3 separate regions of the Homo sapiens genome follow, and all the other regions are linked to region 3. A link is a loop called in an ENCODE intact Hi-C map of the cell type or tissue named here. Cell type or tissue: A673. All regions are shown on one strand.

The links. Hi-C counts contacts between places; a loop is a spot of excess contacts. Peaks named below come from ENCODE experiments on the same cell type or tissue, not always from the same donor. Only the 100,000 strongest peaks of a DNase experiment are listed, where the experiment ranks them.
Region 1: a loop joins it to region 3, with 8 times the contacts of the local background. A loop is called at or near these places in 14 of 110 quality-filtered maps.
Region 2: a loop joins it to region 3, with 13 times the contacts of the local background. A loop is called at or near these places in 90 of 110 quality-filtered maps.

What each region holds. Positions count from the first base shown.
Region 1 is chr9:122,824,883-122,832,882 of GRCh38, reverse strand. It overlaps PDCL (phosducin like), which reads left to right and starts at 4,295. Exons shown (of 4, transcript NM_005388.5): 1 at 4,295-4,412; 2 at 6,091-6,267. The coding sequence starts at 6,096. RefSeq lists an enhancer at 4,099-4,393. In A673, no CTCF peak of the experiment used is centred here; DNase peaks (open chromatin) are centred at 4,222, 4,622 and 4,912; H3K4me3 peaks cover 2,304 bases; H3K27ac peaks cover 2,486 bases.
Region 2 is chr9:123,078,093-123,086,092 of GRCh38, reverse strand. All of the region lies in intron 19 of RABGAP1 (RAB GTPase activating protein 1), which reads right to left. Among named protein-coding and RNA genes, the nearest start is that of MIR600, 30 kb to the left of the region's middle. In A673, a CTCF peak has its summit at 4,088 (motif pointing left); DNase peaks (open chromatin) are centred at 72, 352 and 4,132; H3K27ac peaks cover 4,256 bases.
Region 3 is chr9:123,346,631-123,354,630 of GRCh38, reverse strand. It overlaps a transcript of CRB2 not described here. Among named protein-coding and RNA genes, the nearest start is that of CRB2, 5.6 kb to the left of the region's middle. RefSeq lists enhancers at 134-303, 1-471, 4,404-4,903, 4,904-5,405 and silencers at 434-483, 504-613. In A673, CTCF peaks have their summits at 388 (motif pointing left), 4,369 and 4,570 (motif pointing right); DNase peaks (open chromatin) are centred at 390 and 4,620; H3K27ac peaks cover 2,595 bases.

The sequences.
Region 1 (8,000 bases), 520 kb after region 3:
TATATAAGGAAGTGGTTCTTATCTTTACTGGTTTTCTCTTCATTAATACAAAAAAACGTTGTTTAGGCTGGGTGCAGTGTGGCTCACGCCTGTAATCCCAGCACTTTGAGAGGCCAAGGTGGGCGGATCATGTGGTCAGGGGTTCGACACCAGCCTGACCAACATGGTGAAACCCTGTCTCTACTAAAAATACAAAAATTAGCCGGGTGTGGTGGCGCGTGCCTGTAATCAGGAGCGTGTGCTACTCAGGAGGCTGAGGCAGGAGAATTGTTTGAAACTGTGAGGCGGAGGTTGCAGTGAGCCGAGATCGCACCACTACACTCCAGCCTGGGTGACAGAGCGAGACTCTGTCTCAAAAAAGAAAAAAAAAAGGTTGTTTAATCTGATTTTTAAATAAGAAAGACATTCTGTTGCAACAGATGGAACACCCTGCCATACACACACCACCACCACCACCAGAGAAGGAAAGTTAAGGTGAGAGAGAAAGAAAGAGAAACAAGGGAGGGGAAAGGACAAAAGGAGAGGGAGCAGAAAAGGCACAAGGGAAGAGAAAGGAAGGGAAGGAAAAGAAAAATAAAAGAATTCAGGAAATGAAGAAAAAGAAAGAAAAGACAAGACAGATGGGCAAGCTGTTTATCTCAAACAGTCCTCATATGGTTTGGTGTCATTCAAAATCATCTCTGGACCTTTAATTCTTATAGAAAAAATAAAGTAACAGGACAAATTTGTTCTAAATTTACAAAAATATTGGTAGAAAAAATCTAACATGAGAAACTCATTGTAAGACCAAATCTTGTTTTGCCTCTGTTATGATTTGGAAAAACTGTAAGAGTGGATCAAGTCTTGGAACTCATGCTTCAAGGAATTTAATCATTTATTTTATTTATTTATCTAGCTATTTATTTATTTATTTTTTTGTGGAGATGGAGTCTCATTCTGTCTCCCAGGCTGGAGTGCAGTGGCATGATCTCAGCTCACTGCAACCTCCTTCTACCGGGTTCAGGTGATTCTCCTGCCTCAGCCTCCCAAGTAGCTGGGATTACAGTAGGCATGCTCCACTCAGCCCGGCTAATTTTTGTATCTTTAGTAGAGATGGGGTTTCACCATGTCGGCCAGGCTGGTCTTGAACTCCTGGCCTAAAATGATCTGCCTGCCTCAGCCTCCCAAAATGGTGGGATTACAGGCATAAGCCATCGTGCCCGGCCTATTTAATCACTTATATATGAATTTCATTCAGTTACTTCAAAATTTTAAATATTTTTAAAAATAGCCTATAAATCTGGTTGGATCAAGGTTTCCCTTGCTTAAAGATAAATGCTTTAGCCGTCACAAGACAGCTCATGGGTTGTTTTCCCCACTAGGGAATACCTTTAATATACTCTACTGATAAACAGCCCAACAAAAACCTTACAGTAGCGGTAAAATACCTTTAAAACTATAAATTACATACAGTATGCTCATTAAACAGAAACTTCATTATCCACATCATTCCACATTTCTTTTTTTTTTTTTTGAGACGGAGTCTCACTCTGTTGCCAGGCTGGAGTACAGTGGCATAATCTCAGCTCACTGCAACCTCCACCTCCTGGGTTCAAGCGATTCTCCTGCCTTAGCCTCCCCAGTAGCTGAGACTACAGGCGTGCGCCACCATGCCCAGCTAATTTTTGTATTTTTAGTAGAGACGGGGTTTCACCATATTGGCCAGGATGGTCTTGATCTCTTGACCTCGTGATCTGCCCACCTCGGCCTCCCAAAGTGCTGGGATTACAGGTGTGAGCCACCATGCCTGGCCCATTCCACATTTCTAACAGGAAAAATGAGTGGTTCTGTTGGATATTATTAGATAGCTAACTCATGTACACATATTCCTGACAGATGCAAGCTACATTCCCAACAAAGACATCACTATATCTATACAACCAGGAGACTGAATATATTAAAAGGTCTGAATTTGAGACCAACGTGGGCAACATAGCAAGACCCCATTTCTACTTTTTTTAAAAAAGGTTGAATATGGCCGGGCGCGGTGGCTCACGCCTGTAATCCCAGCACTTTGGGAGGCCGAGGCGGGTGTATCACGAGGTCAGGAGATCGAGACCATCCTGGCTAACACGGTGAAACCCCGTCTCTACTAAAAAATACAAAAATTAGCCGGGCGTGGTGGCGGGAGCCTGTAACCTGGGAGGCGGAGATTGCAGTGAGCCGAGAATTGCGCCACTGCACTCCAGCCTTGGCAACAGAGTAAGACTCCGTCTTAAATAAATAAATAAATAAATAAACCAGTGTCGGGCAGTTCTTTATAGCAGTATGAACTGCCTGACACTGGGTTATTTATTTACAGCAGTATGAAAACGGACTTATTAATACAGTATTCTTGAATGGGTGTGTGTTTGTGTGTGGTATTTTTTGACTCCTCTGAGGGCCTCAGCAAACAGCCTCTCTGAAAACAGGCAGGTACAGAAATTTGCAGACAATTTCAGGTGGTCCTAGAACCACAAATTAAGATCCCCTACCCCAAATTAAGAGCCCTATTTTAAACAGTGTATCTTTCTAGAATATTTTCTATGATTCAATTTACCCAAAGCTTTCTATGAGCAACTTCACGGTTGTGTATTGGATACTTCAACAAGGGCTCAGAATTTGAAATCATTTTAGGTTTTAAAAAAGTTGCAAAAACAGACGACAAAGTATGCCTGAGGAAAAAGAAAAAAAAGTTGCAAAATATCATAGTATGGCTTTACCCTGGAAGAAGAAAACAAAGTTGCAAAAATAGGATAGTGCTTCCCTAGATTCTTCATCTAATAGAATCTCCAAAAGTTCACATCTTACATAGTATAATTATTAAAACTATTGATACAATACTACTAATATGAATTAATAGGCCTTATTCAAATTTCGTCAGTTGTCCCATTCATGTCCTTTTTATTTTTCTTTTTTGAGACGGAGTCTCAGTCTTGACCCCCAAGCTGGAGTGCAGTGGTGCGATCTCAGCTGTCTGCAACCTCCGCCTCCCGGGTTCAAGCGATTCTCCTGCCTCAGCCTCCGAGTAGCTGGGATTACAAGTGTGCACCACCATGCCCGGCTAATTTTTGTATTTTTAGTAAAGACGGGGTTTCGCCATGTTGGCCAGGCTGGTCTCGAACTCCTGACCTCAGGTGATCTGCCCGCCTCGGCCTCCCAAAGTGCTGGGATTACAGGAGTGAACCACCGCACCCGGCCCCATGTCCTTTTTCTATACCAGGAGCCAATTCCGGATTTCACATTACATTCCTGCTCTGTCACCCAGGCTGGCCTCCAAGTCCTGGGCTGAGCGATCCTCCCGCCTCAGCCTCCTGCGTAGCTGGGACTACAGGCGCGCGCCACCACTCCTGGCTGCCGCTTCTTTAAAATGGTGAAACCCCGTCTCTACTAAAAATAGAAAAAATTAGCCGGGTCTGCTGGCGGACGCCTGTAATCCCAGCTACTCTGGAGGCTGAGGCAGGAGAATCTCTTGAACCCGGGAGGCGGAGGTTGCAGTGAGCCGAGATCGCGTCACTGCACTCCAGCCTGGGCAAGAAGAGCGAAACTCCGTCAAAAAAATATATATATATATTTTAATCTATGCCCTGTACTTGAGGGATTTGTGCTCTCGGGCAAATTACCGAACGTCTCTGAGTCACTTTTCCGTCTAATAGACGTGATGCGATGAAGAACCAATAAAAAACACACTTTGAATGGCTTCGGAAACTTCGAAGGGAAGTGAATACATTTTTCTTTTCTTTCTTTCTTTTTTTTTGAGACAGTCTCGCTCTGTCGCCCAGGCTGGGGTGCAGTGGCGCGATCTCGGCCCACTTCAACTTCTGCCTCCTGGGTTTAAGCGATTCTCCTGCCTCAGCCTCCCGAGTAGCTTGGATTACAGGCGTCGGCCACCAGGCCCGGCTAATTTCTGTATTTTTAGTAGAGACGGGTTTTCAACGTGTTGGCCAGGCTGGTCTTGAACTCATGACCTTAAGTGATCCGCCCGCCTCGGCCTCCTAAAGTGCTGGCATTACAGGCGTGAGCCACCGCGCCCGGCCTGTGAATACATTTTTCTTATTGCTTGACGCTGGGTCATACAATTCACTTTTTTGTTGTGCAGATTAAAACCAAAACAAAGCAATTAGGAGAGCGTTGTTGTCGAGGTGTTTTGTTCCAAGGTAGGACCCGTAGCTTCTCCCCTGCCCCTCAGCTGGGAGTAGCGGCTTCTGATTGGACAATGCGCGTCCGCCACGACGCAGGAAGGCCGCCTCATTGGTCCGCGCTGTCGGGCTTCGGCGGCTTTTCTCTTTAGCGCTCAGGGCGCTGACCCACTGCTCTTCCTCTTAAGAAAGTGCTCCATTCCTTCCGGCGCCCGGAGCTGCTGGCCCAAAGGGATCCGGAGCGAGCTAGGGCAGGTAACTGCATTGGGGTCCACCGGGAAGCGGCAGCAGCTGCGGACTACGGGAGGGAGTGGGGTTGGCGAGCTTGGGTAAAACTGCCCCTTCTTCGCTCTGTCTCGACCCCCAAGTTCTCCGCGTCTTCCTCGTCCCCTTTCCTCCTCTGGCCCCACCTCCCCCGGGCCCTTCCAGCCTTCCCCCAAAAGCTCCACACACCCCTCTGCTTCCCGTCCGGGGGCCCCGCCTCCTCTGCTCGCGTCTCCAGGGGGCCCGCCCTCGTCTCCTCCCCGCAGCGGTCCCTCCTTTAGGAGCGCAACTCCTTCCCTCCCCTCCGCCGCTGCTGTGTCCCCCGCTTGGCCCATTCCTGGGCCTTAAGTTTGGTTTTGTTCCTTCTTGGCACCTCCACCTGTCTCTCCATGATCCCTGTCTCCTTTGCATCTGACTGCTGGAGTCCTCCGATTCTCCCGTTGACCCAGGCTGCGAGTTTAGCAAATTGTGCAGCGGCATTGTGCTGGGCTTTGGGGATAGAGGTAGTGACTAGAGGTCCCTACGTTCAAGAACTCCTTGCCCGGTGGGAGAGAGTCACTTTGTAAATGGAGTATGATAGGCCCGGTGATAAGTCTTTAAGGCAGCCGCATTCCTGCTGAATTCTCAAGCAGGCCTCTGGGGGCTAAGCTGCATCTTTTCATCAGAATGCCCTTGGCTACTTCTGATGCAGAAGCCTGGTCCTTTATATTTTTAGTTTTTATTTTTTTTTGAAACAGAGTCTCGCTCTGTCTCCCAGGCTGGAGTGCAGTGGCGTGATCTTGGCTCACTGCAACCTCCGCCTCCCGGATTCAAGAGATTCTCGTGCCTCAGCCTCCTGAGTAGCTGGGAAAACAGACACCCGCCACCACACCTGGCTAATTTTTGTTTGTTTGTTTGTTTGCTTTTACTAGTAGAGACAAGAGTTTCGCCATGTTAGCCAGGCTGGTCTCGAATACCTGGTCTCAAGTGATCCTCCCTCCTCGGCCTCCCTAAGTGCTGGGATTACCTGCGCGAGCCCGGCCATCATAGTCCTTTAAACCCTTGGGAGTTATTAAAATCTTTGTATGGGCCCTTCTTTTAAACTGTCAGAATAGGTAGCGTTTCAGAGACCATCCATCCAAGCCCTCAGGGTGTTGTCTGGGAAGTTGAAGGCTGGTGACAGAGAGTGATTGCCTAGACAAATAGTGACTCAGCATTGTACTCTTGATGCCTCTTTTTGGGGTTTTTCCTGAGGATACTTAAACAATTTTTCAATTAGGCAGCAGTCTTAGCTGGTGGGAAAACTAAAAGCACAGATAAAACCACTAGTCAGTAGATTCCTCCAAGCCAGTGCAGGTGGCTTGTACACTTAACTCAGACTAGAGTAATTTATACCTCAGGCTCTTGGAGTCAGGAATCCCTGGGGTCTGGTCCCAGCTCCGTCATTCGCTGTTAAGCTTGGTGAAGACTCTTCCTTTATCTGAGCTTCAGTTTTACCTTCTGTTAAAGAGTGTGATAAGCCCTAACACACAGGGTAACGGTAGGGATTTGTTAAGATTTTGGTTATGAAAATAATCACTTTAGTGTCCTGGAAATTGTAGGATCTCAGCACAGGCGAGCCCCCTATGCTTCAGATTCATGTCTGTCTGGCTCAAATCAGCAAAGAACCTGATATGCTTTCTTTTTCCAGACACCATGACCACCCTTGATGATAAGTTGCTGGGGGAGAAACTGCAGTACTACTATAGCAGCAGTGAGGATGAGGACAGTGACCACGAGGACAAGGACCGAGGCAGATGTGCCCCAGCCAGCAGTTCTGTGCCTGCAGAGGCTGAGCTGGCAGGCGAAGGCATCTCAGTTAACACAGGTACTGAGAAACCCTGGGCTCTGGGAACAGGCTTAAAAAATGTACATTAAATACATATTAATTAAATACATATTAATAAATTAATTCTCCTGATCACTTTTAACTCTGGTCCCACTTTCAGAGGTAACCTAGTCTTTTCATTATGTGTGCTTCTAGCCTTTTAGTGCACAATACAAATGTATGTGCATAGCAGCATGGTAATGAACACAGACTGGCCTGGATTTGAATCCTGCATCTCGTATTAACAGTTTGATATCTCATAAATCACAAGTATGAGTATATGGGTAGTGCAAATTCCTAAAAATGGCATATTTACACTTGTACATTTTAATATTGTCAAATTGCTGTCAGTTGAGTTGAGGTGGCAGTAGTTTATAGTTTAATCAGCAATCTGTGTTTCTCCGTACACTTGACCTCCTACTGTGTTATGAAACTCCTTGATCTTTGCTATTGTAGTAATTCATTGTAGGTTTATTTCCGCCCCCACCACCTTTTTTTTGTTTTGTTTTGTTTTTTTGTTTTTTAAGACAAGTTCTCACCTTGTTGCTCAGGCTGGAGTGCCTTGGTGCCATAATGGCTCACTGCAGCCTCAACTTCCTGAGCTCAAATGATCCTTCTGCCTCAGCTTCCATGAGGTTCCTCTCTTAAAAAGCTGGGACCACGTGTAGCTGGGACCACAGGCGCTTGCCACCGTGCCCAGCTAATTTATTTCTTTATTTTTTGTAGAGATGGGGTCTCACTTTGTTGCCCAGGCTGGCCTCACACTGCTGGCCTCAAGCGATCATCTGCCTCAGCGTCCCATAGGCATGAACCAATGCACTGGGCCCATATTTATTTTTAAGAGGGAACCTAAACTTCTTTTCATAATTTTAAGAGAGATTTTTATATCCTTTGCTCATTTAAAAAATTAGGTGTTTTTTTTCTTCTTGGGGAGCTATAAAGGAAATTAATCTGTGATATGAGTGGTAAATATTTCTTTCAGTTTGTTGTTGTCTTTTGACTTTATATTCTTTTGTTCTTTTCCTGGATGAAAAATTTTATTTTTATGTACTTAAAAGTATTTTATAGTTTCTTAATTTTGCATTTTACTTAAAAGGCGTTTCTTCACCCTACTTTATAAAGGGCCTCACTTTGCTGTATAAAAAGGTTCTCCTGGCTGAGCACAGTGGCTCACGCCTGTAATCCTAGCACTTTGGGAGGTTGAGGCGGGTGGACTGCCTGAGCTCAGGAGTTCGAGACCAGCCTGGGCAACACAGTGAAATCCCGTCTCTACTAAAATACAAAAAGTTAGCCAGGTGTGGGGGCATGCGGCTGTAGGCCCAACTACTCGGGAGGCTGAGGAAGGAGAATTGCTTGAACCCCGGAGGCAGAGGTTGCAGTGAGCCAAGATCATGCCACTGTACTCCAGCCTGGGCAACAGAGTGAGACTCTGTCTCCAAAAAAAAAAAAAGATTCTCCTATACTTTTCATTAGTATTTTTGTGATTTCATTTTTTACACTTAAATATTGATTCATGTGGAATTCACTTTGATGCAGGGTGCAGTAGGGCTCCAGTTTAATTTTTTTTTAGATTGCTACTCAGTTGTTTCAGTACTGCTTAGTGAATAAGCCATCTTTATTATCTTGAGATGTCACTTTTATTATGTACTGAATTTCTCTGTTTATGTTGGGTCTTTAGCTGTACTATGTGGTCTCTTCCATTGATTTGTCTTTTACTGGGCTGTGTCATACTG
Region 2 (8,000 bases), 270 kb after region 3:
CATCCATGGCACCAATCCAAGCTCACGATTACTTAGGTTTCTACTTAATTGTCTGTCTTCCCACCAGGAGACAGGCCATATCTGTTATGCTTACTATTGTATCTCCAGTGCTCAATGCTTGGAAAGTAGTTGGGACTCATAAAAATAGGATGTTAAACAAATCAAAGCCAAAGGCTTCCTTTTTACCTTAATAAAGATGCAGCAGGGACATTTATTTAACCAATAGTTAAGCACTACTATGTGCAGTGGCATTAGCAATACAAAGATATATATAGGTGCCAACGTACAAACTCCATGAGGGCAGGAAGTCCTATTCATTGTGAAATTCCTAACGCGTTTCACACAATAAGAATGAAAACACTTAATGAACAGAGACTTAGAAGTCCAAGACTCATTTTTTTCTCTTACTTTTAACTTTTAATTGAATTCGGGAAGCAAGGGAAGCTATGGATTTAGACTCAGAGCTCTGAATCATACCCGCTGTTCACTGATTCCTATCAGAAGGCTTTGGAAATCACAGCTTCAAACAGAGGTATTTTTGCCCTCAAAGAAAATTAAATTTGAAATTCAATCCTTGTTCTGTTTAAATATACTTTGTTGGGGGAAAAGAAGCCTAACAAATACTTAGCATAAGATTGGGTTTGTTGGTAAAACCAACCTTATACCCCACTGTATTAGCACAGGGGTTCTTAACACCGTTAGAAATAGCACTACTTTGAAAGTCTCCTGAGAGCCATGGTTCCTCTCCAATAAAGAATGCACAGAAGCCAACTTCCCCTCTCCCTTCACAATCAAAACATTCTACATACCATTTCAGAGGGCTCATGGGCCCCCTGAGGCCTGTCCATTGTCCCAGGTTAAGAAACCTTAAATTAGAGAGAAGGAAGACTTGATACATGCCAGTTTGTTATTTTGATAGAAGCACAAATTCAGTCCAAAACATCTCTCCTTTGGTCACTCACTTGTCATTAATCTGTCACAGGAACTAGATAATGTGCTTTCTTAAAATCTATGCCACTTGCCTTGGGGAAGCTGGTCTCTGATCAGCCCCTGGAACAGACAGGGACGGCAAGGGCAACACACATGGAGAAAGAGTGAGAGTGGCTGCTCACCTGGGCAGGCGCGACGTGGTACAACCTGCCCACTAAGAGCTCGGGCTGTGCAGGTGGAACAGACCAAGGCTGGAGTCCTGGCTCTGCCAATGACTTACTGTGTGACCAAGGGCAAGCTGCCTAATCTTAAGCCTCTATTTCCTCATCTGTAAAAATCGTTAACAGTCCTTATGAAGACTACTGTTATGAAGATCAAAAAACATCAAATATATATAAAGTCCTCAGAAAAGTTCCTAGCACACAGTGAAGTATTTTCAATAAATTTTAGCTACTATTTGTCGTTATTACCTGGCATCCCGTCCTGAATCAAGAGACACAGCTACAACTCTGAACATGTGCTGCAAACAAAGAGCCATTTTAAACAAAGTCAATTTAACACAGAAAAGCATGAAACAGGCTACCCTCTGGAAGTGGAGCTGCTTTCAAAGTTTGGCTTAAAAAAGTGTTGCCAAAATCAGAATCTCTGCTGAGCTGGAGTCATAGGGAATCCAGTGAAGTGGGAGGTTGAACATTAGTAGCTCTGCATGGCGAGAGAGAAGCATGTTGTTGGGTGAGTGGGTAGACAGTGGGGGGTAAGAAAGAGTCTGGTACATTAAGGAGATCCTGACTCCAAAGTCTTCATTGCTTCATGTGGTAGGACTATCAGAAAGCTAAATAAAGAAATCTGACACAAGTCTATCTTCCTGTTTAATGCTCAGGACAGGGACTGATTTTTAGTTACTGATAAAAAGAACCTGAGATTTACTCAGGACTTTCAGGATAACAAGATGCCTACATATCTACTATTTTATTTACTTCTCAAAACAACTTATTGAGATGAGTAGAGCAGGGATTATCTCCCTCATTTTACTCTATCATAGATCATATCACAGGTGATACTTATCATATCACAGATGGCTCACATCATACCGTATCATAGATAGGTGACTTGTCCAAAGTTAAGGACCCAGTGTTAAGTGGCAATGCCAGCATAAGAATGCAAGTTTGGGGTGATTCCTGTTTCTTATTTATCTCTGTGGCCTGCTCAGTGCTGAACACATAAGAAAATCTACAAGCGTTTGTTGACTTGAACTGACTTAAGGAAAGTACTCTGGATGCCTGGGCAAAGGTCAAAACAGGGCAGGCCAGAAGAACACTCGTATTTGAGGGATGCAAGCAGCAGCCACTTTAAAGGCATCATCTTATTCTGTCACAACCCTGCGATGTTAACCTACCCTGGGGTCACACAGCAGAGGCGGAGCCAGGATAAAAGCCAAGGTCTGTGGGTCTCGAAGGTCTGCATTCTTCACCAATGGAAATAAACATTCTATTTAATTTCTGAGCCTTTTTATTTAATTTGTTCAAACAGTTAATACTCAAACTCCTTCAAAGATCACTAAGTACAATTAGGTATTCTGGTTCTACCACCAGAGTGTTTTTCTAAAATGGAAGAAGCAAATTAGTAGCAGAGAACCCAAACAGATAAGGACTAAGGGAGACCAGCTTATTAAAAGAAGGCAGTGCCCACTGCTACCCTTGCAACAACTGGCAAAATTTAGGGTTCATTACAGAGAGAGCATCCATTCAGAAGTTTCCTCATAAAATCTGATTCTAAAAGGTAGGAACAAGCAAAGAAATAAAACTACAGTCTGGTCTAGTTATAAAGAAAGCTGAACTTTGTGTAGTGTATAGAGAATAAGTTTCAACTCTGACACAGAGATTGAGATTACATTACTAACATCACTAAAAAGGGATAACACACAAATGGCTCCTGTCCCATTCATTCAATCCATCATTTACAGTAAAGCAGAATGCCCATAAGAATTGACTTCAGAGTCTGAAACTCTTGGGATCTAATCCCAACTCCATTAGTTACTAACTTTATATCCTTTGAGAGTTTACATCAATTCTCTATGTCTCAGTATGCACATCCCTAAAAGGCCCTCATATGGTCACTGTGAGGATTATTTCACTGTATGAGAGCACTGTGTATGATTCTGCGAATCCATCAACAAACAAGACGGATGAAGTCGCTGCCCTCAGAGAGCTTAAATCTAATACATACTAACTACACAAACAATTTGAACAGAGAATGAAGTTCAAACTAGTGTTGTTTTTAAGCTCTGGAATAAAAATATCCCCCAAGGGAAAATGCTGAAGAGTTTTCTGTTTCTCCAAATAGCAAATGGTTAAGAATTATATTAATTTGGAGACACTGCTATTTGGTTTTTGTACTAGTATCTTTTCTTACAAGTAGTTTGAAGTCTGGCACATCACGTTGTGTTTAAAATGACACGTTCTAATGAAGCAATGGTTCAGCAATTCCATTTCACCTTAAGCAGGATTCTATGGCAAAATGGCCAAGTCCTCAGGTCTGATCTAGGAAACTCACTGGGCCATCTCTTAGAGCATGATTCTTGGGTCTTCTAAACTAGCCTCATATGTCTCACTTGTTCTCAAAAATGCCTATACAGACATGAAGAAAGAGCTTCCCTTGCATATTTCTTGAATCAAAAATCTAAAAGACCTTTCAATATTCCCCTCTAAAGACTATGCAAGGTGCAGTTGTATGAAAGGGCTGTGGGGCTCCCAGGTCCATAAATGATCTTCTAGAATAATCTATTTAGAATGGAATTCCTTTTAGATCCTCTATCAGAAGTGGAACAATTTTTCTATCTCAGGTCACTGACCCATAAAGCGGGAGAAGTTCAATGGATAGCTAAATGAGTTCTAAGGTACACTGTTAAATTTTAGTTTAGGAGCAGGGGATCTAAACTCCTCAAGAAATAAGTAAAACATTTCAGTTCCATAATAAGTTCACTTTAAGGAGAAAGAGGGAGAATAGGAGAAGTAAAAGGCCTGAAAAAGACAAAAGTAGAGAGGCAAGTAAGGACTGAGACAGACAAAGATTTATAAAGAAAAAAAAAAAAATTTCCAAGGGCACCGAGAAGAAGATAGACATTTTTGAGCAACACACCCATCTTGTGGCCATTTCAGATACTGCCACACCAAATTTAATTCTTGAACCTTTGCAATGGTAAGAGACAGTGGAATGCGTTGGAAAGCATTGGGAACATAAGAGTCAGAGGCCTCAGTTCTACTAGGGTGGTCTGTCACTATACAGCTGGTATGACTTGGGTAAGTCACTTGATGTGCCCTATTGTATCTCACAGGGTATTGTGAGGAAGAAATAAGATGCTTTTAAGAACTATATCAATACTACAAATTACAACAATATCATAATATTAAAACACAACAATGGTCGGCGCAGTGGCGCACACCTGTAATCCCAGCACTTTGGGAGGGAGAGGTGGGTTGATCACTTGAGTCCAGGAGTTCGAGACCAGCCTGGGCAACACAAAGAGACCTTGTCTCTACACAAAATAAAAAAAAAAAATTAGCCAGGAAATGGTGGTGCATGCCTGTACTCGCAGCTACTTGAGAGGCTGACATGGGAGGATCGTTTGAGTCTGGGAGGTTGAGGCTGCAGTGAGCCATGACTGTGCCACTACATTCCAGCCAGGGTGACAGAGCAAGACCCTTCTCAAAAGACCAAATATCACAACAATGACAACAAAAGTAGCTATCTTTTTCCTAGACTGGCATGTGAGGCAAAATATTTCCAATTCTCACCTTGATTATCAGGAAGTACAGTTAACCCTTGAACAACACGAGTTAGGGGCACTGACGCCCTGCGCACCTGAAAATCCACGTGTAACTTCTGACTCCCCCAGAATTTACTTACTAATGGCTTACTATTTACCAGAAGCCATAATGAAAACATAAAGTCAATTAATACATATTTTGTACATTATAGGTATTATGTACTGAATTCCTACAATATAACAAGCTAGAGAAAATATTAAGAAAATCGTAAGGAAGAGAAAATATATTTACTATTCACTAAGTGGAAGTGGATCATCATAAAGGTCTTCATCCTGGTTGTCCTCATGATGGGTAGGCTGAGGAGGAGGAGGAAGAGGGGTTGGTCTTTCTGTCTCAAAGGTAGCAGAGGCAGAAGTGGAGGAGGCAGAGGTAGAAGGGGAGACAGGAGGCATAGTTGGTATAACTTTTATTGAAAAAAATCCACGTATAAGTGGACCCATGCGGTTCATACCATGTTGTTCAAAGGTCAACTGTACAACTGAGTAAACCAAGCCACAATTTACAAACATTTAAAAAATAATGGAAAGAGATTTCAGTGAGTTGCAGAGCAAAAGTTACCTTTGTAAATTCCACATGAAAAAGTTCAAAAGCTTGTTTCCAAACAAGCTTTTGGAACCACATATCATGAACCGCCCTTTCGAGGTCTAATGGACTCAAACCACAGATCCTCATGTGTACTCATACCTCACGCAAGCCACAGAATGCAGGGCTCAGGATGCACTTGCCAATGACTTCCTAATTTTGAACTGGCAAGTTACCACTGAATTATCACTTTGCCCATAACAGGTTCAACTATTGTGTGTATCTCTCTTAAAATTTTTTGGTATTAAGTATAGCTGCCAGAAGACAACAAATCATCACTAACTAAACTGTACATACCATAGCTCACCTTCTGGCAGAAAAATCCCATTCTCTTATGTTCTGGTGAATCTGTACTCTTTTCAGGCTATGAGCCGATTTCAAGAAAAACTACTATCTCACCTGAAATCATGTGCAAATAGGGGGAAACATCCAAAGTGTACCCCAAACATGCAAAGTTCTCCAGGTCTAGAAGGAATTATATATCTAAGCACAAAATATATGTGCTGTGCAGACACACTGAAGGCAGCCTTGTCAGACTTAACTCATTGAAGGCATAGGCAAGAAAAAAAAAGACATTAGATACCTCCTATCTGGACTTTCCCCACCTTTCCATATATGGAAATAAAGGATCCATATATTATTAAAGTGTTTCAAGCTAATGGGAATCCAAAAGGTAAAACTTCTGGCTGGAAACTATTAAGCTTTGCCCAAATCCATGTTAACTCTTCTTTGTAAAACACATGGTAGACACTCAACAGTGTATTTATTCATTCACTTATTCAATCGATATTTATAAGCGAGATCCTGTTCCTGGTACTGTGGATTCAGCAGTAAGCCAAAGAGATTGTCTCTTCTGCTGCACAGCCTCCATTCCAGTAGGGAAAAATAAGATAGGATAAGGACGTAATGGCATAAAGGTTGGGGGAGCTGCTACTTTAGATACTGCAATTTGAGAAGCTGTGGATATATGAGCCGAAGACTGGATGAGGGGACAGTGAAGCCATGCAGACATTCAGGAGAACATTACAAGCAGAGAGACTGACCAGTGCAAAGGTCTGAGAACAGCAAGGAGGCCAGCGTGTCTGAATTGGAAGGAGAAGGGGGAAACGTAGTAGGAGAAAGAATCAGAGTTTAAGGAAAAACTCTAAAATCCAATGAATCTTTATGTATAAAACCGTTCACATCACAACAACAAAAATTTAAACAAGAGTGGCGGGCCGGGTGTGGTGGCTCACACCTGTAATCCCAGCACTCTGGGAGGCTGAGGGGGGTGGACCACTTGAGGTCAGGAAGTTGAGACCAGCCTGGCCAACATGGCGAAACGCTGTCTCTACCAAAAATACAAAAAAGTGGCTGGGCATGGTGGTGCACCTGTAATCTCAGTTACTTGGGAGGTTGAAACAGGAGAATTACTTGAACCCGGGAGGCGGAGGTTGCAGTGAGCTGAGATTGCGCCACTGCACTCCGGCCTGGGTGACAAAGCGAGACCCTGTCTCAAAAAAAAAAAAAAAAAACAAAACAAAACAAAAAAACAAAAAAACAAACAACAACAACAAAAGCAAACAAATTTAAAAAAGAAACAAACAAGGGGGCACAGTTAAATAAACTGTAGCACAGTGAGGCAAATTCAAGCAGAGGAATTATATAACCATTTACAACTGATTATTTACACACAATATCTCAGTGAGGAAAATCCGTATAATTGCATGAAACAGGAAGAAAAATGATACTGACTGTATGAACTCAATTATTTAAGAATGCATAAAAAACATTTGGAAAGAAAAGGAGCAAAATTGAATGCAGGATGCCTCTGGATGGTGGAAACGTGAGTTTTCAGCAAAGGAGACATGCGATAGAGAAGAGCCAGGGAGGGAGCCACTGTGGAAACAGGAAAGGATGATGATGGTTAGATTAGGATGTTAATAATGAAGGTGGCGGTGATCAGAGTCAGGATATATTCTGACGACGAGCATAGATGTGGAGTGTGAGAAAGAGAGGAGTCAAGAGGACAGCAAGGTTTTTGGCCTGAGCAACCAGGTACCCCTAATTGAGATGGGGACACTGAGAAAGGGGATTTTGGAGGCAAAGAAATCATGAACAAAAAAGAGGCAGCATCCTCTTGTGTGCTGAACCAGGCTGAGGTGGGAAGAGTGACTCAAAGAATCTCAGAACTCACTTGGTTCTATCTATGCTTTGTGCAAACCTATTTTCTTTGAAAATATTACTGTAAAATGTTTGTTATCTACTTAACGATCAGGGAGGAAATAATTATAGTCGTAGCCATCATTTCTTGGACCCTTACTAACTACCAGGCACTATGTTAAACACTGTACATACGATATCGTCGCTAATCCCCACATATAAAAGCACTTAACCATAGTACCAAGCACATGGTAAACTATCATTAACTGTTAGCCGTAATACCTATGAAGTATGTAACATTTTAAATAGAATGTAAACTCTGATGATTATTTTAATTACCAGAAGTTCTATTTCCTTTTTTTTTTCTAATCCACTATTCATTTTATATTATGATTTCTACTGTTTCTCAGGCTAATAGGTAGTTTTTGTATTCCTCCTTTAACAGATAGGGGAGCCATTCAGAGGTCTTAACTTTATGCAAAGGCCTCACTTTTTCAGCTGCCTCCTAAAGGCCCAAAA
Region 3 (8,000 bases):
AGAAGCCCCTCTCCATGCCACAGGAAAAGCAGAGGCCTCACAGCGTAAGAGATCTGGGTTCGAGCCCAGCTCAGCCACTGATTAGCCGGTGACCTCAGCACGTGACTTCCTTCTCTGGGCCTCAGTCTCCTCACCTGTAAAATGGTGGCGTTAGTGAGCCAAGGCGACAGTGCCAGCTCTCTTTATCCAGCTTCTCAGTGATCCCCCAGAGACCCAGGCAATCCCAATGGGGGGCTGGGGGGAGCACGGCAAGTCAACCACCACCCTCTGGTTCTCTGGATGCACAGACACAAACTCCCACACTTTCACAGAGCGGGGAGGTCACCCGGCGCAGGTCCAGTCTCCTCTGCAGCCCGGCCCCCAGCACTGTCCTGCAGCCGCCACACTCCACCTTGTGGCCAGACCTGGAAGTGTCTTGTGAGGTCTGGAGGGTATGGAGGGGGGCTCCCCCGACAGCACCGGGTACAGGAGTCCCACGTGACGGGGAGGAAGCCAGGGAGTCGCTGGACAGCAGGCAGGACGGAGGTCAGACAAGGGCACACCATCTTGACCGCTCCCTGGTCCGGATCTGGAGAAGGCAGTAAGAGTGGGCCAGCTCCTCTGAGATGGTCCCCCAGGTGCATCCACTTCCCCTGTCCTCCCCACCTGGGAAGGGAATCGACATAACCTCAGTTTACCCCCCCCCCACCCACCAGCAGCACTGCAAAGTCAGCATTGGCCCCATTCTATGGATGAGGAAACCGAGGCACAGAGAGGTGAGCAGCCCAGCACCAGTGCCTGGCAGGATTCGAGTTGGGTCTGCCCGACTCCAGCCTTTCCACTGGTGAACCTCCGACTGCAGGTTACTAACTGCCCCTCCACTAGCCTGAGCATGACTTGCTGCCACCTCCCTGGCTGAGGGGACGCTGTCCTGGGCCGGGATTCCCACCAACTCTCAAGCTGATGGGCACATGCGACAGCAAGGTTCAGTGGTTGGGAGTCCCAGCTTTGGCATCAGGCAGACCTGGGTTTGAATCCGGTTCCTGCTCTCTGCCCTTAGGTGAGCTTTTGTTGGTCTGTTCCTTTTCTGCGTCTTAGTTCTCCCATCTGTAAATGGGATCATCACAGCATCTGCCTGAGAACATTGCAAGGACTGGGCGGCTGCTGTCAGAGCCTCGTCGTGGGAGGATAGTGACCCTCCCCACTGAGGAGCCCACCAGAAGGAACCCCTTCAGACCCTTCCAGGTGACTCCTGCTCTGGATCATTCCCCAGGGTCTCACATCTCCCTTCTCAGGGTCTCACTGGTTGTTCTGTTTGTCCCTACTCCCCACCCAGAGCCGCCCTTGCCCTGCTGGCACCTGTGGGCTGTGTCATGCTGGCTTCCTTCCATCTGCTTCCTGGAAAGGTGAGCCAGTGGGAGGCACAGGCCGGAGATGCCAGGGAGAGAGGAGATGGAGGTTGGGGTGTTTCTTCCCCTCCTTCTCCCTACATTGGGTATTGGGGTGAGAGTGACTGCAGCTCCAGCTGAGGCCCCTTCGGCTCTCACGGCCCAGGTCCCCCTGCTCCCTCTGTGTCTGAGTCTGGGGCCACCATCAGCCCTGACCTCACTGGGTTTCTCTAAGGCCTTCTCCATTGTCACCCATGCCCTCCTTCTTGGAACTCTGTCCCTGTGGGCTCCCCAACCCCTGCTACCCTGGTCTCTCTACCTTGTTAACCGTTCCTCACTCCTCCTCCCAGAATGTTGTGACCTGTCCGGGTCTGTCTCCAGCCCCCTGCCCTCCTCACTCCACATTCCTCCCTGGACAAGCGTGTCCATGCCCCAGCTTCAGTGACCAGACCTCCACTCCCTCCCAGCCCAGCTCTCACAGGCTCTCCACCAGTGGCACTTAACCTTGTCTCAACATATGTATGCTTGTAACTTCCAAAAGAAAACCAACCCAATGCCCTAACTGAAACATCAGAGGCAGACACTATAGGCCAGTGGTGAGGTGCACAGATGCTGATTCAAATCCCGGCTTCTCCACTTCCCAGCAGCACTGCAAGGTCAGCACTGGCCCCATTCTATGGATGAGGAAACCAAGGCACAGAGAAGTGAGGTTGGCCCAGCACCAGTGCCTGGCAGGATTCGAGTTGGGTCTGCCCGACTCCAGCCTTGGGTAAGTCACCTCTCTGTGCCTCAGTTAGCTCCCTGGTAAAAAAAAGAGACAGCAACTGCACCTTACTGCATAGACTTGTCTTGAGGATTAAATAATTACTCATCAAGCATTTAGAAAAGTGTCTGGCAATGTCAAGAGTTAAATGAGTGTTGGTTAAATTAATACATAAAGGGCCGGGCGCTGTGTCTCATGCCTGTAATCCCAGCACTTTGGGAGCCGAGGTGGGCGGATCACCTGAGATCAGGAGTTCGAGACCAGCCTGGCCAACATGGCAAAACCCCGTCTCTACTAAAAATACAAAACTTATTCAGGCATGGTGGCGGGCACCTGTAATCCCAGCTACTCAGGAGGCTGAGGCAGGAGAATCGCTTGAACCCGGGAGGTGGAGGTTGCACTGAGCTGAGATTGTGCCACTGCCTTCCAGCCTGGGAGACAGAGTGAGACTCTGTCTCAGAAAAAAAAAAAAAAAAGAATACATAACGAAGGTAATTTAAGGTGATCCATTATTTCAAATTGTAAATGCTCCTGTTGAGTACACTATGCTAGCAGACACAATAAAGCAATGAGAAGTGTGTGCCTACACAGAACTCCACTGAAGGTGACAGCCACAGATGCACACCAATGTGGGGAAGGTCCCGTTGGCCGCTCAAATCCCATGAGAAGATCTGCCATGAAGTATGTAGTTTTTCAAAATGGTGGCGAATCTGGGTAAGGCTCCAAACAAGATAAGGCGCAATCTTCCTAAAATGTGCATGGAAGGCATAGTTCTGGCAAATCAGTCTTCGCTAAAAACCACGCAAAGATGCTCTCCGTTTCTATGCAAGCCAGACATGTGCTCTAATCTTAGACAATTACAGACAGGTGTTTTCCCTCTGCACGCGTGCCTGGTGGGAAATGCAAAATCAAATGGCACATGGGCCAACCCTTCATGATGTGGACTGTTCCCAACATCACAGGGTGTTTGGCATCCCAGGCCCCATCCACTAACTCACAGTAGTACCCCCCAGTCATCATGATAACTGAAAGCACCCCACAAATGCCCAAAACGATGCCCAGGAGGCCCCTGGGTTCTACACCAATTGCCAGAGGGATTTTTTTCAAATCTCAACTGTGTCTCTTGCCTGGTGACCCCCAGTTGCACGAAGGCCAAGTCTAAATTCCTGAGACTCATGCCCAGAACGCTTCATAACTCAGTCCCTGGCACAAACACAGATCAATATCCTCAGCCCCCAGCTCCTCTGCCCACCTCTCTACCGTTCAGCGTCTCTCCCTCTGCCCCTACTAAAATCTCTCTCTCTCTCTCTCACACATACACACACACATGCACACACACCCCTGGGCCAGTGGCCAGGTTTTGCCCACAAGTCTTTGATGCCAGGGTCTGCTCCCTGGAATGCCCACCCCGCCCCCACCTGACTGAGTGCCTCTTGACACTGCACTGATCCTTGAAGACTCCAACTCTGGCATCATCTCCTCAGAGAAGACTTCTCTGCTCCTCCCCCAACCCCCAGGCTTCGTCGGGGCCTCTTCTAGGCTCCGACAGACCCCTGGGCTTCCCGTAAGGCCCCCAGCACTGATCCTGCCCTGTTCTCCTCACCAGTGTAGGCATCCGTACCCATCCTAAGGCAGGCATGTGGTAGGATGATGAATACACAGATGAGACTCACTCAGCCCTCACCACTGGGGAGCTCATGTCTAGAGGAACAGACTCAAGGACAAGGCAGAGAGGGGCTGGCTTAGAGCCCAGTGGGAAGCCCAAGAGAAGGCCAGCTGCAAAAGGGCAATTCCCCAGGGGAGGTACCACCATGGAGTAAGAACAGGAGTTTCCAAGTGGAGAAGAGGCAGAAGGCATACCTGGCTGAAAACCAAGGATGGTCCAAGGTCAGGTGTGAGAGAGGGCATTGTACCTTCAGGAACTGCAGACAGGTCATTATTACCCGGGGTCAGGATGCAAAATGGCAATGATTAGAAGTGAGGCTGGTGGGTCGGCAGAGGACAGATGGCACAGTCTTTGTAAGGTGCTAAGGATTTGGACTGTGTCCTGAGGGCACTGGGGAGCCATAGAAGAGGTGAAAGAAGGGGAACGACGTGGCCAGGTTTGCATGTGGCAGAGTTCCCTCTGGGAAGAGTGAAAGCTGCACTGAAGGAGTGCATGCGTTGAAATCACCCAGGGAAAGGCCACGAAGCTTGAATCAGGACGGGGTTGGGTGGAGTCACAGAGAGCAGGAGTGGGCATTTGGGCATCAGGAACAATAGAATTTGGTGTCCGCTGGGGTTGAAACAAGGGAAATAGCCCTAGTGTATCCCCAGGATCTCAGCTTGGTGAACCCCCAGGAGTGAGGGTAGAGACTGGGGGCTGGCAAAACAGCTTGGGGAGGGTGGCCAGGACAAACAACCCCCAGTCCTCCCCTGGATGAAGGTTAGACTGTAGGCCCCTTTTCAGACACTAGAGGGAGCTCCAGGATAGGCCCAGGCTCCCCTCTCCAACCAGCTTAGCTTCCACCCGCTCTGGGAGGGGGATAGAACCCAGCTCACCGTTCAGATGTAGGTCCTGGGGGTCCTATCGGAGCCTCGCCCAAGTCCAGTGGCCTCACTGTCTCTGGGCCACCTCCTCCTTCAGGCACCGAATTGGCAGTGGAGAGGGGTCTTTTTGAGGCGGGAGCAGGCGGAGGCAGACTTTAGGAACTGCAGACAAGTACAGCCAGGCTGGGCCCTTCTAACCCTGTTCCCGCCCCCTGCCCCTACGGGAGAAGGGGAGTGACTCACCCAAGGTCGCATGGACAGAGCACCCCAGGTGGGATGGAATGGACTCTTGAGCGGAAAGAGCACAGCAGCCCTTCCAAACCCCTTCCTGAGCCTTCCTACAAAAACCGAGGTAAGGGGGGATTCCCGTGAGCCACCCCCCGCCCCAGAATCCTGGGACACCTTTACCCCGCAGGAATGTTCTGGGGTTGGGATTAACAGCAGCTTCGTGGGTGGGGCCCGAGCGTGAATGGCTGCCACATTTTTTAAAATTTATTTTTCTTTTATTTAGAAACAGGGTCTCTGCTGCCACCCAAGCTGGAATGCGGTGGCATGATCTTGGCTCACTGCAGGTTCAACTTCCCAGGCTCAAGGGATCCTCCTGCCTCAGCCTCCCAGGCAGTTGGGACTACAGGTGTGTGCCACCATGCCCAGCTAATTTTTTCATTTTTATTTTTTTAGAGATGGGGTCTTGCTGTGTTGTCCAGGTCAGTCTCAAACCCCTGGATTCAAGTGATCCTCCTACCTTGGCCTCCCAGTGTTGGGATTACAGGAAGGGGCCACCACCCTCGGACTGGCTGCCATATTTCAATGGTGTTCTGTACTTTCTGGAGATGCACCTATTTTGCTGTGATGCTGAGGTACAGGGGGATAGGACCTTCTGGGGTCACCCAGAGAACCGTGGCAGAGCTAAGGCTCAAACTGAGACCTCTAACTCCCAGCCCAGGACTCTCCCCAGCAATGATTTCATGGAAGGGGTTAAACTCGGTCTGTGTCTGGAGTCAAAGCTAAATGTCTCAGGTCAGGACTCAGTCTGCAGCTGAAGTCAGGGCTTAGTCTGAGTCCAGGATCAGGGCTCAGTCAGCCCAGGGTCAGGGCTCAGGACAGTTTGAAGCTGGAGGCAGTTGCTTCTGATGGAGATGCCATCTGAGTCCTCACCCTGGGTTCGGGTCTTCCGGCCACTGAAGCTAAAGCTGGACAGGACATCATCCATTCATTCATAATGCATTAATTCACTCGCCAAGTGTTTATTAAACACCTCCTGTGTGCTGGGCAACATGGTAGGTGCTGAGATTACTAGGGAGAACCAGATTGCCCGTCCTTGGGGAGCTCACAGTCAGACCTGATCCTCCTCAGAGCATCCAGAGGGGGAAGGATGGAGAGGAGTTAGCCAGAGGAAATGAGGGGAGAGATGGGAGTCAGGAGAGCAGCATTCCAGGACAAGGGAATATCCCTGGACAGAGGCTGGAGGCAGGGGAGGCTGGCAGAGACACGGATAGAAGGGGACAGAGGGTGGCAAGGCTGCGGTGCAGAGAGCAGGGAGGCAGCTGGAGAGGAGGGGGCCACTGGGAGTCCACGGCCACCAGAGAGGAGGGGATCCTGGGAAGAATCTCCGCAGGGCAGTGTCATGGCAGCTTGGCATTTGGGAAGGATCACCCCAGCTGCAGAGCAGGGAGTGACAGGATGACAATTTTAGGGAAAGTGACTGGCATCTCTACTTGTCTAAATGGCACAGTCTTTTAACATTTTATGAAAACAAGAAATGAATAACAAACGGAGACACCGAAACAGGAAACCCTTTTCCTATTAAATCTGATGGAAAGAGCAAGCCCAAGCCCAAATCCTGCCAAAAGGATTTTACAACCTGCAAGGAGACATGCCCGCGACGTGGCAGAGCTCCCCGGAAGCTGCCTTCTCTGTGCGGCTGAGCACCCCGAAATGCAGTCCCCCTTGAACAACATGGCGCTCACTGCCCAGACAGGGAAACCGAGGCTTGATAGGGGCAGGGGCTGACCCACGTCACATGCCAAAGTTGGAACAAAGACTCCTGATCTTCATGCTTGGACCTCTCTCTGTACACGTCATGCCCGTCCACACCCCCACACGTCACACACATACATCACAACGCACACACACTACATGCATACAACCCCACACATCACACGCCACACACACAACACACACACCTGCACATATCACACACACCCACGCACGCATCACACACCCACATACATCACAACACACACTACACATATATAACCCCCAGACATCACACACCACACAAACACACACACATTTCACATCCACATACATCACAACACATACAACCCCCACACTTCACACACACCATACACATAACACACAACACACACCTGCAGACATCACACACCATACACCTGTACACAACACACACACATCACACAACACACACATCATATACACATACCCACACACACCACACACTCATACACCAACACATACATAATATGCAACACACACTCCCACACATATCACACAACACACACATCATACACAACATACATTACATACATCACTACACAACATACAACCCACACACCACACCCTCCACACACATCACACACACACACCAGCATACACATAACACACATACTACACATATGCAACCCACACACATCACACACAATATACACCTGCACACATAACACACCCACACAGGTGCATCACACACCACACACCTGCACACATCACAACACACACACCACACACCCTCATACACACACCAACACACACATCAACACACTACAAACAACCCACACACAGCATACACTACACACCTGCACACATCACAACCCCCACACATCACACAGTGTACACATACATCACAACACATACATCACACACAATACCCACACATCACACACCACCTATACACACCACACAACCCCCACACATCACACACCATATATATCGCATAAGCACACACATCACATGCCACACACATTCATCACATGCCACACACATCACAGCATGCACACACACACACATATCATAACCCCTACACATCACAGACCACATACACACCATACACACAGCACTCCACACCTTACAAACCACACATATGACACATACACCCCCACAGACATCCGACATCACACACGCATCACGTAGCGCGCGCGCGCACACACACACACACACACACGCGCGCGCACACACCCTCCCACATGCCGGAAATGCTCTCCAAATTCAGATACGCAAATATCTGTATACATACAAGATTCTACAAACACACATAGACTGGCTAACACAGACATGCACTAGTCTGGATAGACGTGTGTGTACATCCACACAATGCCCCCCAG